Linked DNA regions of Homo sapiens: region 2 is linked to region 1. A link is a loop called in an ENCODE intact Hi-C map of the cell type or tissue named here. Cell type or tissue: heart left ventricle. All regions are shown on one strand. Links, peaks and the distances in the headings refer to the core of each region. The heading gives the core; the rest is flanking DNA. Region 1 has its middle 240 kb from the start of LINC00692. Region 2 overlaps LOC124909357 (a long non-coding RNA gene).

Region 1 (5,391 bases), core at 188-5,187:
ACTGGCCTGTGGCTCCATCATCCCCACCCTCTGGGTTGGGTTCCAGGTGTGCTGGGGGATTTGAAGTGCTCCCAGGCTGCTGGGAATGCACTCAGATGGAGCAAAGTACCCAGGTTGGTCATCGAGGCTGTATTATGTATAGTCTCCTGGTTGGTGGCCAGGCAGGGGGCCTGGGAAGGACTGGCAGGCAGGCAGACCTACAGGGAAGTCAGCTCCACTTCCTCCTGGCCACAGTTAAACGGGGCCAGAGTCTCTTGGAGGAAGATGGGGAGCCCTGGGATATGGCCGACAGAGCTGTCCTGTGTACGGAGGCCCCTGGCTCCCTACTGGCTTAAGGCCCACTTCCATCTACTATCTGGGAAGATCCCCCTGCCAACTCAACTGTCCATGTGTGATGTGGGGTCCCCTGCAGCTAGGATCCCTAGAGGTACACAGCAACAGTGGGCGGTCCCACAGTCCCTTCACTCACCCCTTCCCCAAGAGCCATTTGGAGGTGGGAACCAACTCTAGCATTCGAGCACCATGCCCAGGGTTCCCAGCTTTCTCTCTCTTCAGTCTCAGCTTCTATGTCACTTCTGCATCCAGTCTCAGTATTTTCTCTCCAAAAATCTGTTCAAATTATGTTGGTTTAGTCAAAATATTCGTCTCTTTCAGTGGAGTCAGCACTTCCCAGTTGCATCTAGTTGGCCATCTTGTTAAAAAGTCTCTAATGATTTTTGTCAAGATTGCCAAGACCATTCAATGGAGAAAGGACAGCCTTTACAACAAATGGTGCTGAGAAATTGGATATCCACATGCAGAAGAATAACATCTTATTGCCTAACATCATATACCAAAATTAACTCAGATTTGGTCAAAGACCTAAAACTATAAAAGTCTTAGAAGAAAACATACAGCAAAAGCTTCATATCATTACATTTGTCAGTGATTTCTTGGATATAACAACAAAGGCACAGGTAACACAAGGAAAAATAGACAAATTGAATTTCATAAAATTAGAACTTTTGTGCATCAAAAGACAAAATCAACAGAAAGAAAAAGGAAACCCACAAAAATGGAGGCAATATTTGCAAATTATATATCTGGCAAATGATTAATATCTAGAATATATAGAGAATTCCTAACATTTAACAACACAAAAACAGATAACCCAATTTAAAAATGGTAAAGGACTTGAATAGACATTTCTCCAAAGAACACACACAAATGGTTATAAATCACATGAAAAGATGTTCAGCTTCACTAATCACTAGGGAAATGCAAATGAAAACTACAAGGAGATACCACCTCACACCCATTAGGATGGCTACAATTTAAAAAAACAAAATAACAAGTGTTAGTGAGGATGTGAACTAATTGCAGCAATGTTGGTGGAAATGTCAAATGGTATAGCAGCTGTGGAAAAGAATATGACTGTTTTTCAAAAAACTACCATATGATCCAGCAATGTCACTTCTGGGTATATACCCAAAAGAATTGAAAACAAACCTCCAAGAGATATTTTTACCCCAATGTTCATATCAGCATTATCCACAATAGCTAAAATGTGGAAGCAATGCAAGTGCCCATCAACAGATGAAGGGATAAGTGAAATGTGGTATATACATACAATTGAATATCATTCAGCCTTAAGAAAGAAATTCTCACATACATTTATACCACAGGTGAACCTTGAGAACATTATATTAAGTGAAATAAGCCAGTCACAAAAAGACAAACACTGTATTATTCCACTTACAAGATATTTAGAGTAATCAAAATCACAGAGCTGATGTTAGTAGAATAATGGTTACCAGAGGTTGGGGGAAGGTAAAAGGGAGATTTATTGTTTAATGAGTAGAGAGTTTCAGTTTTAATCTAAGATATTGAGACACTAATATATTTTATCTAATATATGGGTTTAAAAGCTCTTGCTTCTCACTACAGCAATAACTACAAGTTTGGTTTTAGAGTATTTATATTGAGAGAAATTTCCATTTAATTACCAGACAAGCCATTTAACTTGAAGTTGATTCTTTGCATAGTAGAAACTATTAAAAAATCAAGCAAAACATTTTAAAGTAGATACTTTTTTTAAAAAAATTGAGGGTTTATTTTCCTGTAATCTATAGTTTTAAAAAATTAGTCATTCAGAATATTGTTTGAGAATACTGAAAGTATAGAGGGTAATTATACTAAAAGCTAAAATGAGTCTTTGATGTACACTTTAAGTGCAGGAATCATTTATCCTGGCTGGAATAGAGTTAATGGCAATGCAACATACTTAGAATAAGGAATTCCCTTGAATATGCTCACATAGACATATATTCCTTTTGAAACATCATTACCAATAAATATTTTAGGTCTATTAAGCGTTTTTTGGTCACTCATTCTTTCTTACCCAAGATTTTTTACTTTGGTGTCAGTGCTGTCCCTTCTATCAACTTTATTATGCTTCCTTGAAACTTGTAAATTTGGAAATTGCCTAACAAAACATTCAAAGTCACAATGCCAACAAGCTAAAGAATATCAGAGAAAAGAAAATGCCAAAAACTCACAGAGAGTAAGCAGGAAAAAAGGCTGAGACCATCACCATGCCAAGGGACCTTTCTAACACAAGAACTCCCCATCATCTCCTCAAATCTATGACTAACAATTGACTACAGGCCCCAAATGCTTTTCTTCTTTAAATTCAGCCAAGTTCACTTAGAATGTTTTCACTTGTCATTTAACAAACATTAGACAAAGATCTACTGTGTCAAGAACAGAGATAGATAATAACTAAAAAGAATGAGTCTACTTAGCATTAAAGATAAAAAGACAAGTAAGTTATAGTCCCAATCTGTCAGGATCTCAGAGTCCAATAAGAAAGGCAAACATGTATATACATAATTATAATCAAGGGCTATTTGGGCAGTGAGGGAGTGTGTACAAGGTAGAGGGCACTGCAAGAAAGGGGATAATTAACTCTGGTAGTGGAGGGAATACGTTTCTGCAGGAGTAACAATGTGTGAATAGATTTTAAAAGATGAGTAGAAATTTGTTAGGTTTTCAATGCAGAAAAGCACTCCTGGAAGCAAACAGGGAGCTGTGAAACAGCATGGCATGTTAAGGAAAATTGCAAGTAGTGAGGTATAGATGGAAAATAAATATGAGAGGTACAGGTTACAACAATACGGATGGGAATGAGGGGTTAATGCTTACTGATATGGTTTGGCTATGTCCCCACCCAGATCTCATCTTGAGTTGTATCTCCCACAATTCCCATTGTTGTGGGAGGGACCTGGTGGGAGATAGTTGAATCAAGGAGGTGGTTTCCCCCATACTGTTCTTGTGGTAGTGAATGGGTCTCACAAGGTCTGATAGTTTTATGGGGAGAAACCCCTTTTGCTTGGCTCTCACTCTCTCTTTGGCTGGCACCATCCACGTAAGATGTGACCTGCTCCTCCTTGCCTTCCACCATGATTGTGAGGCTTCCCCAGCCACATGGAACTCCAAGTCCAATTAAATCTCTTCCTTTTGTAAATTGCCCAGTCTTGGGTATGTCTTTATCAGCAGCATGAAAACAGACTAATACACTGACCATTCCAGTTTCTCCTCACTTACTATGATGTTGTGTTAAAGAGCCAGGATAATTTTACAGGGTTTAAAGAAAATCACTTATTACATTTATAGGTAGCATGTAGTCAGCAAATTAATATGCAAACATTCTTTGCAGTGTTGTTTGCAGTGGCAAGAATGTAGAAACAACCAGGCTTTTACCATTTGGGGTCTGATTAAATAAATCGCAATACTTCACTAGAAAGCAATAGTATGTGGTTGTTTTATTTTAAGAAAATAAGGTAGTGCTGCATGATTAAAATGGACCTCATAACAGGATATAATATTTATTTGAAAACAAAACAAAACAAAAAACAAATAGCTGGTCATGTGTATACTGCCTTGTGTGTGGGGTTTTTAAATGATATGTTAGCATTAAATGATATGCTAGCATTATACATAGGTTATAACCTATAAAATGCAAAATGATATATGTTTTTAAAAAATAGCTCAGGAACTCATTTTCTTTTTTCATTCCCTTTCTTCCATCTGCGAAAATGAACAAGATAATATTAATTAGGACAACGGGAGAATGTATGATAAGCAGTTCAGAATAAGAATTTATAGTCAATTGTAGTTTTCCCCCACAGAATTAAATAGAGTCAATGAGAATGCTGCATATAATACTTCAGTAAGAGTTTTTCACTAGCACATTTCACCAGCGCTGTTTTGATCAACAAGTGAAATCTTATTTTTATTTTTTCTGGGCATACGCATGATTGCTATAATGTTGAGGCAAGGGGCAGAGGCATGGAGACTACCAAACGGAAAGACTGTGAGTCTCCCGGAACATGAGGACATTGTGTTTTAAGTATATTAGAAAAGTCTAACATCAGGGCAGCAAGTAATACTATTTAACAACAGCCTGACGCTGAAGGAGGACAAAATGAAGTGTGAATGTTTTTATAGATGCTGCAAGACATTGTTGTGCTGTTGTAGATGTGATTGTGTTACAATCATATCTGTTTCAGCTAGTGTCATTTTGAATTTGAACAAAGCAAAACATCCTAATATTTGATATCTGTTATGCACTGAAGAGGTTGAGTACCACTGTTTCAAATTATTATCCTAGTCCCCAATGTTATCGCTTTTAGACATTTGGTCTATTCTAAATTAATTATGAATACGTTTGTACATATCTATGGAAATAAACAAGCTAAATTTAAAGGGGGAAAAGGTGTTATGGACACAAGAGCAGGACCTGAACACATAATTCCCAATGGTGATTTGCAAGTCTAATGCACCAAGTTCAATGTCCAGGGCTCTTTATTCAGCTCTGAAAAAAATATATATGTATATATATACCATGTTCATCCCAGGAAACTCCATTTCATAAAACACTGTTATAAATACTATAGAGAGTTATGGGTCAAAATAACATGGTAGGTTCCACCTATATGTCTTTAAGTTTAGAGAGTCATGCATTGTAGGCAAGAAAAGAAGAGGCAATGATCATACTGCCTCTGTTTTAGCCAGACAGTGATCTTCCTAGGGATGTCAGGATGTCAGCTGTATCTGTCTGATCTTCAGCAGCAAGCTTCAGAAAAAATTCTTCAGCCTATAGAAATCCAAGGTGCTAATGAACTCATTCTTTTTTGTCACTATCTATCACCCATCCCCAGGTTTCAAGGAACACGTGGAATGTCTCCTGTTTTGACTCATTTAAATATCAGTTCTTGCCCCAGTAGACTCCAGCATTCAGAAGTAGCCCCTATACCACTGATTTGTTCATTTGTGCTTCCCTTCTTCTAATGGATTCCTCAGTATAGACCTCAGTTCACTCTCTGGACCAATTTCTATTCATCACCTTAG
Region 2 (5,391 bases), core at 329-5,328, 210 kb after region 1:
ACCTGGGAAACAGTGAATGGGGACTGGGAGCAGAATCCAAAATAAAGTTTGGGAATAGAGAATAATCATTTTCCATAAAAATGTCTCTGTGGCCACCTGAGATAAACTCAATGATAAACAGACTTTCTATGATCTGTTCTCTGTCTTCGGATACAAATACAGCCTCAAAAAGGCAAGCCTTACATTACCTGATCATCTAATTTTATAGGTATAATACATAGCTATAATGTATAATACTGGGAAAAAATAAGCCAGTTTAAGAAGACATTCAGCAAAGAGGTAGAGAGAAAAAGAGGCTCTTGGTTTTGCCCAATCTGAGCATCAGACTCTTGACATATAATAATCACTGGGCAATGTCTCTATACGCCTCTTTCTGGAAGGAGCTTTAACATGGACTTTGAATTAAATAAATTTAAGTGTTACTAATTTTGTGTCAAGACTAGTTTTCTCTCGATTCTCTAGGCTTAGAGTATATATTTCTATGTTGATTTGTGTCTTAAATAAATAGCAAGAATTTTACTGCAGTATTGGTACAAAACTCTGCTCAGTGAAGCCAAGGGATCTGACAGGCAAAGTTCCAATCTCATCTTGGCACAGCCAACCAGCCAAACAGCATGTAACACTGTGATAATTTGAACATTTTCCTTTTCGAAAGCATATGATTCACAACAGTGTTTTTCTCTATCTAGTTTTTATCTCTCCTGAATCTCAAACATCTTCTTAAGTAAGGACTATTTCACAATCCTATTAAAAAATGGAAAAGCTGGTCACCTTAGATGAAAAAATATTAATGTAGTCCTAAAATTTCCTGAAGGAGAAACATATAAATATAGAAATATCTTCAAATATCTAGAGATTACTTCTTCTTGAGTTTACCAAATTCCGTTCTGAATATTTTGAGTTTGACTAGTGATGAGGACTTACAGCCTCTGGATAAAGCCAATGAAATCTGGATGTTTCTAGCTAATTAAGGAAAAAGCTCCCTTCAAAATTTTTAAATGAGAGGAAGCCTTGGATATAGCATTCGCTTTCTGTAGAGAGAAAATAATTTGCTAAGTGAAAAAAAGGAATTTCCAGAAAGAAATTACTAACATCATGTTCGTTTAAATTATTTTTAGACTCAGCATTAAAGACCTTTTGTTGTCATGTGTAAGCCAATGAGCACAAGATTAAATGCTGAGTTAACAAAAGTTAAACTGACTTTTCATCGTTTACTTACATCTTTAGTTACTTGGAAACAAAAAAAAATGATTTTTTGAAAAATAATTCCTTGAAGTCATGCAATTTAATGTAATATAGGAAGTATAAACAGAACATTTTCAATAAACTTCTCATAAACATTGCTCATCCAACAGCAATGCCCCAAGATTAGTTCAGTCATCACCTGATTTGTCCTGTGTGCCCATCTTTCACAATACCCCAGGACAGACAAAACTCCTAGAAAAGGAATGTGGAGCCCTAGAGTTTGAGACCTCCTGAGCTGGAAAAGTACTTGATGACATTATAATGACATTACAAAAGCTTTATACTATGAAAGCCACTAAAGAGCCTGAGTCCTCAAAGAATTGCCCATCAATGAGATCAGATAAAGGCAACATTGAAGAAACATCCTTGCATACTGGAACTTTGCCCTCTAGCCCCATCTCTGCTCTGGTATTTATTATTATCCATGCTTGTCATTGCCGTCCTGGAATCTAAATTATCAATTTAACATAGTGTATATTAGTGGGTTTGTAAAACCTAAATTCAGTTCAATTTTTCTGCATAACAAATCATCTCAAAACTTAATGGTTTAAAACAATCCTGTATTAGGACTCAAGAATCTCTAGGCCATCTAGATGGTTCTGCTCATTTGCCCAGGCTTGGCTAATCTTGGCTAAGCTCTTTCACATGTCTGAAGCCTTGCCTGGGAAACTGGGTTGACTCCTTGCTGGCCCACATGGTATCCCATTCTCCATCAGACTGCCCAGGCTTGTTCACATGATGGCTGGCAGCATTCCCAAAGAAAGAGTAGAAACCACACGGCCTCCTGAGGCCAGGCTTCTAAATCACACTTAGTTACTTCTCTGCATTCTATTTGTCAAGGAAAGTCATAAGTCCAGCCTAGGTTCAAGTTTTAGAGAAACAGAATGTACCTTTTTATGGGAGAAGCTGCAAAGAGAAGGGATCGCATTGCAAAGGGAAGGGTATAGAAAGAGATGAAGAATGGCAGCTATTTTTGCAGTATGACACAGAAACAAGTAACTCTTCTAAGCAAAAATGTTGTTTCTTTGTTGGGGGTTAATTTGGAAGGAGGGGAGGAATGATTTCTAACACCAAAGGGTCTTCACCAGTTGAGGCATATTAGCCAGGTAAAGCCAGGCTTCCAGCTCACCAAACTCACCAGTTTTCCCCTCTGCATTCTGTTGCCAAGCATGCCCATTCCCATCCAACAATCTTTAAGTTCACACCCAGGAAGGAGAGTTTGGAGGACAGTATTTGTTGAAAAATACTTTAGGCAGCCTCTGGCCTGGAATGCATCCACTGAACTGGAAGATTCAGTAAGTTGCTACAAAAATAAAATGCTCAGTGAACAAATGAATGCTTGGCTCCTTCTAATGAAAGGGGCTGGAGAGCTCAGGAACTGGCAGAAAAGGTCGGTGCAAGAACAGAGTCCTCAAGACAGTACTACCAACTCGCAGCAAGACTCCAAGTCCTCAGGGAAAAAGAGGAGGAGAAGAAAGCCCCTGACAGAAGGAAGCAGGATACCCGTGAAAACAAAGAGAAGATGAAAAAACAAAGAGGCAATAGAAATCTGGAAGACCAAAAATAAAACGTCTGAGTTTTAAGAAAGTTTAAAAATACTAGTTTTTCTAGAAAATAAATTACTAGTATGCATGCCAACTTTCCTGATAATATATCTATAATATTTGGATATATAACAACAAAAATAAATAGTTCTTTGATATTGGAAGGGTTTTTCCCAAGCTATCAATTACTCAGTCCTACTCTTTTTCTTCTATTTCCTCCAGTCTAGGGTTCTTTGTCAGATAAATGGAGACTCACAGAAATCCAATAATAAAAGAAGATAGCAGGGAATAGTAGACATTATTGACTACTATATATGAAAAGTTTTATCTATGTTAAATGTTAGCATCCTAACAATCCATAGAGGAAGATATCATTGTATCCCTTTGACAAACTCAAAACTTTAGGATTAGAAATGTAAACTAACTTTCACAAGGTCACCCATTTGGGATGTCTTGATTCACACCCATTTCTGCTTGCTCTCAAAGTCCGGTTGCTTAACAAGTTTTCTTAAAACTCTGAAACCAATTAAAGGCCTTTGTTTCGGTGTTGGGATAACCAGCACCAGCAGGACTGTTGAGCTGGCAAGCTGATGTGTCAGGTTAATGACAGATCCTAGGCTTGAACCCCTTCTGCCACCTTCTGGTCTAAGGCTTTCCCTCACATCACACTCCTAAGCAGGGAAATTCAATCAGTTAATTTATTCATTTATTCCAAATTTGCTTATCTGCAGCTGCTGTGTCCCATGTGCTGTGTGAGGTGACACAGAGGGAACAATACACAGAGTTCCCAGCACTCATGGAACATAAGACCCGGCAGTCCCAAGATAAATGCTGGATTGGAAGGAAGCCTAAAACAGGCAAAGTTTGGGGACTCAATTATCCACACGATTCTTAATTCTTCCTTCTTTCTTGTTCCTTTGATGTTTTGTTCTTCATTCCTTAGGTCGCCCCTTTCACAGTGCTTTATAACAGCAGACTTTATACAGTGTTATTCAATGACTCAAACAGAACTGATTTGAGTTCCCACTCCCCACATTCAAGACTTTCTTCTGTAATTAAAGGTCTGAAATATACTGAAAACAACAGCTCTGAAGTTCTGAAAGTCCTGAGTACAGTACCTATTATCACAGCAGTTCCCTAATCCCTTCAGTATGGTAGTAAAACTCATTGCCAGGAATTTTTCTCCATAGGGTGCTTACTGAAATATCTCATTTTTGCTGTAGTTTGATGTTTTTTTGTTTCTTTAGCACTATGCTAATATGTCTAGAGGGAGTTAGGCTAGAGTAATACCTCCAGAGAGCAAAGCTTGAGACAAAGGCTGGGTGCAGATGGTTTGAAGAGAGGCAGCCCCAGAAAGCAGAAGTGAGGGAGTAGGGAAAAGACAGTACAATCCATGTGTTAATCTGCTGATTATTGCTGTGGGCAACTACAGCTCACTCTCACTGAGGCTCCTCTGGGGAATGGCGTGGGCCATATCTCAGATTTGTCTCACCAGAGGACAAGAAGCCTGAGACATTTATGCACTGATTCCCACCAGCCTTTGGAGCAAGCCTATCTCATAGGGCATTCGCTTCCCCAAGCTTCCAGGTTGTGTCTGTATATGACTGATCAGCCTTCTGCGCTTTCACAAAAAGCACTCCAAGGCAGCAGAGAGAGGTCACATCCTGTGCTTGATGAGGGATGCTGTTAACTCACATGGAGCTGTCCACCTAAGCTGCACTAAAATCAGGTGGGCTAACAGGATGAAGCTCGGTGCATCATAAGCGTCTGCTAGAAGTAACGTCGATGTTTTTAAAATGGTAATAAGTATAGATACAATTTAGTAACTTGTAATTTACAAAGTGCCCTACACATACATAATTTTATCTGATTCTCACAGTAGCCATACTATGAGATTGGCATTATTATTATTATCACATTTTCCTCATGACATTCTGAGGATAAGAGAAGTCAAAAATGGTAAGAATATCCCATCCTACTTAGAGTTCTAATCTGCTTCTGCCAATTATAATTGATTGAATCAGAATATATTAGTTTGAATCATCAATACACCCTACACCTACTGACTTGAAAATGCTACACAGAATTTTTTAATTTTCAAATTGTTTCAGAACCACAAACACCTGCACTAATAATGCTCCAGAGAAAAGTCATCAACAACTTACATTCTTCTTATCTTACAATACATAAATTAGAACTATAGAGTCCAAGAAATAATTAACAGGTTCCGGTTTATCTTAAAATAGTCCCCAGTATAACTCATGTGGCAATTCCAACAATATGAATGTTTATTACTCATGCCAAAAATCCTCCATAGAAATCTGTTGCTGAAAACATTATGTGGCCATGTTCCCATATGCAGATACGCTTGTTTTTCTCTGTTTCATGCCAGGGTACTTAATCCAGTCATCATAATAATTGCTGTTTTCTCTGCCCTCTTTATATAATTATTAGTGTATGAATCTGAAAGAAACTTGAGATTTTTAAGAATATAGGAAAATCTACCAGAAACATTAATAGAATCACTCCCACATTTCACTTCTCTGATCTTTGCTTTTTCAAAAAATAGGCAACTAAGTACATTTCTCCTGAAATGTCACTG

What was found. A loop is a pair of places that touch in the nucleus more often than their neighbours do. Peaks named below come from ENCODE experiments on the same cell type or tissue, not always from the same donor. Only the 100,000 strongest peaks of a DNase experiment are listed, where the experiment ranks them.
Region 2: it touches region 1 in a loop (17-fold over the local background); 32 of 110 quality-filtered maps call a loop at or near these places.

The regions. Positions count from the first base shown.
Region 1 is chr3:26,112,583-26,117,973 of GRCh38, reverse strand. No RefSeq gene overlaps it. Among named protein-coding and RNA genes, the nearest start is that of LINC00692, 240 kb to the right of the region's middle. RefSeq lists an enhancer at 1-132. In heart left ventricle, for the core only: a CTCF peak has its summit at 2,926; no DNase peak of the experiment used is centred there.
Region 2 is chr3:25,902,493-25,907,883 of GRCh38, reverse strand. The region is part of intron 1 of LOC124909357 (a long non-coding RNA gene); the gene reads right to left. Among named protein-coding and RNA genes, the nearest start is that of LINC00692, 31 kb to the right of the region's middle. RefSeq lists an enhancer at 1,155-1,820. In heart left ventricle, for the core only: a CTCF peak has its summit at 3,422 (motif pointing left); no DNase peak of the experiment used is centred there; H3K27ac peaks cover 532 bases.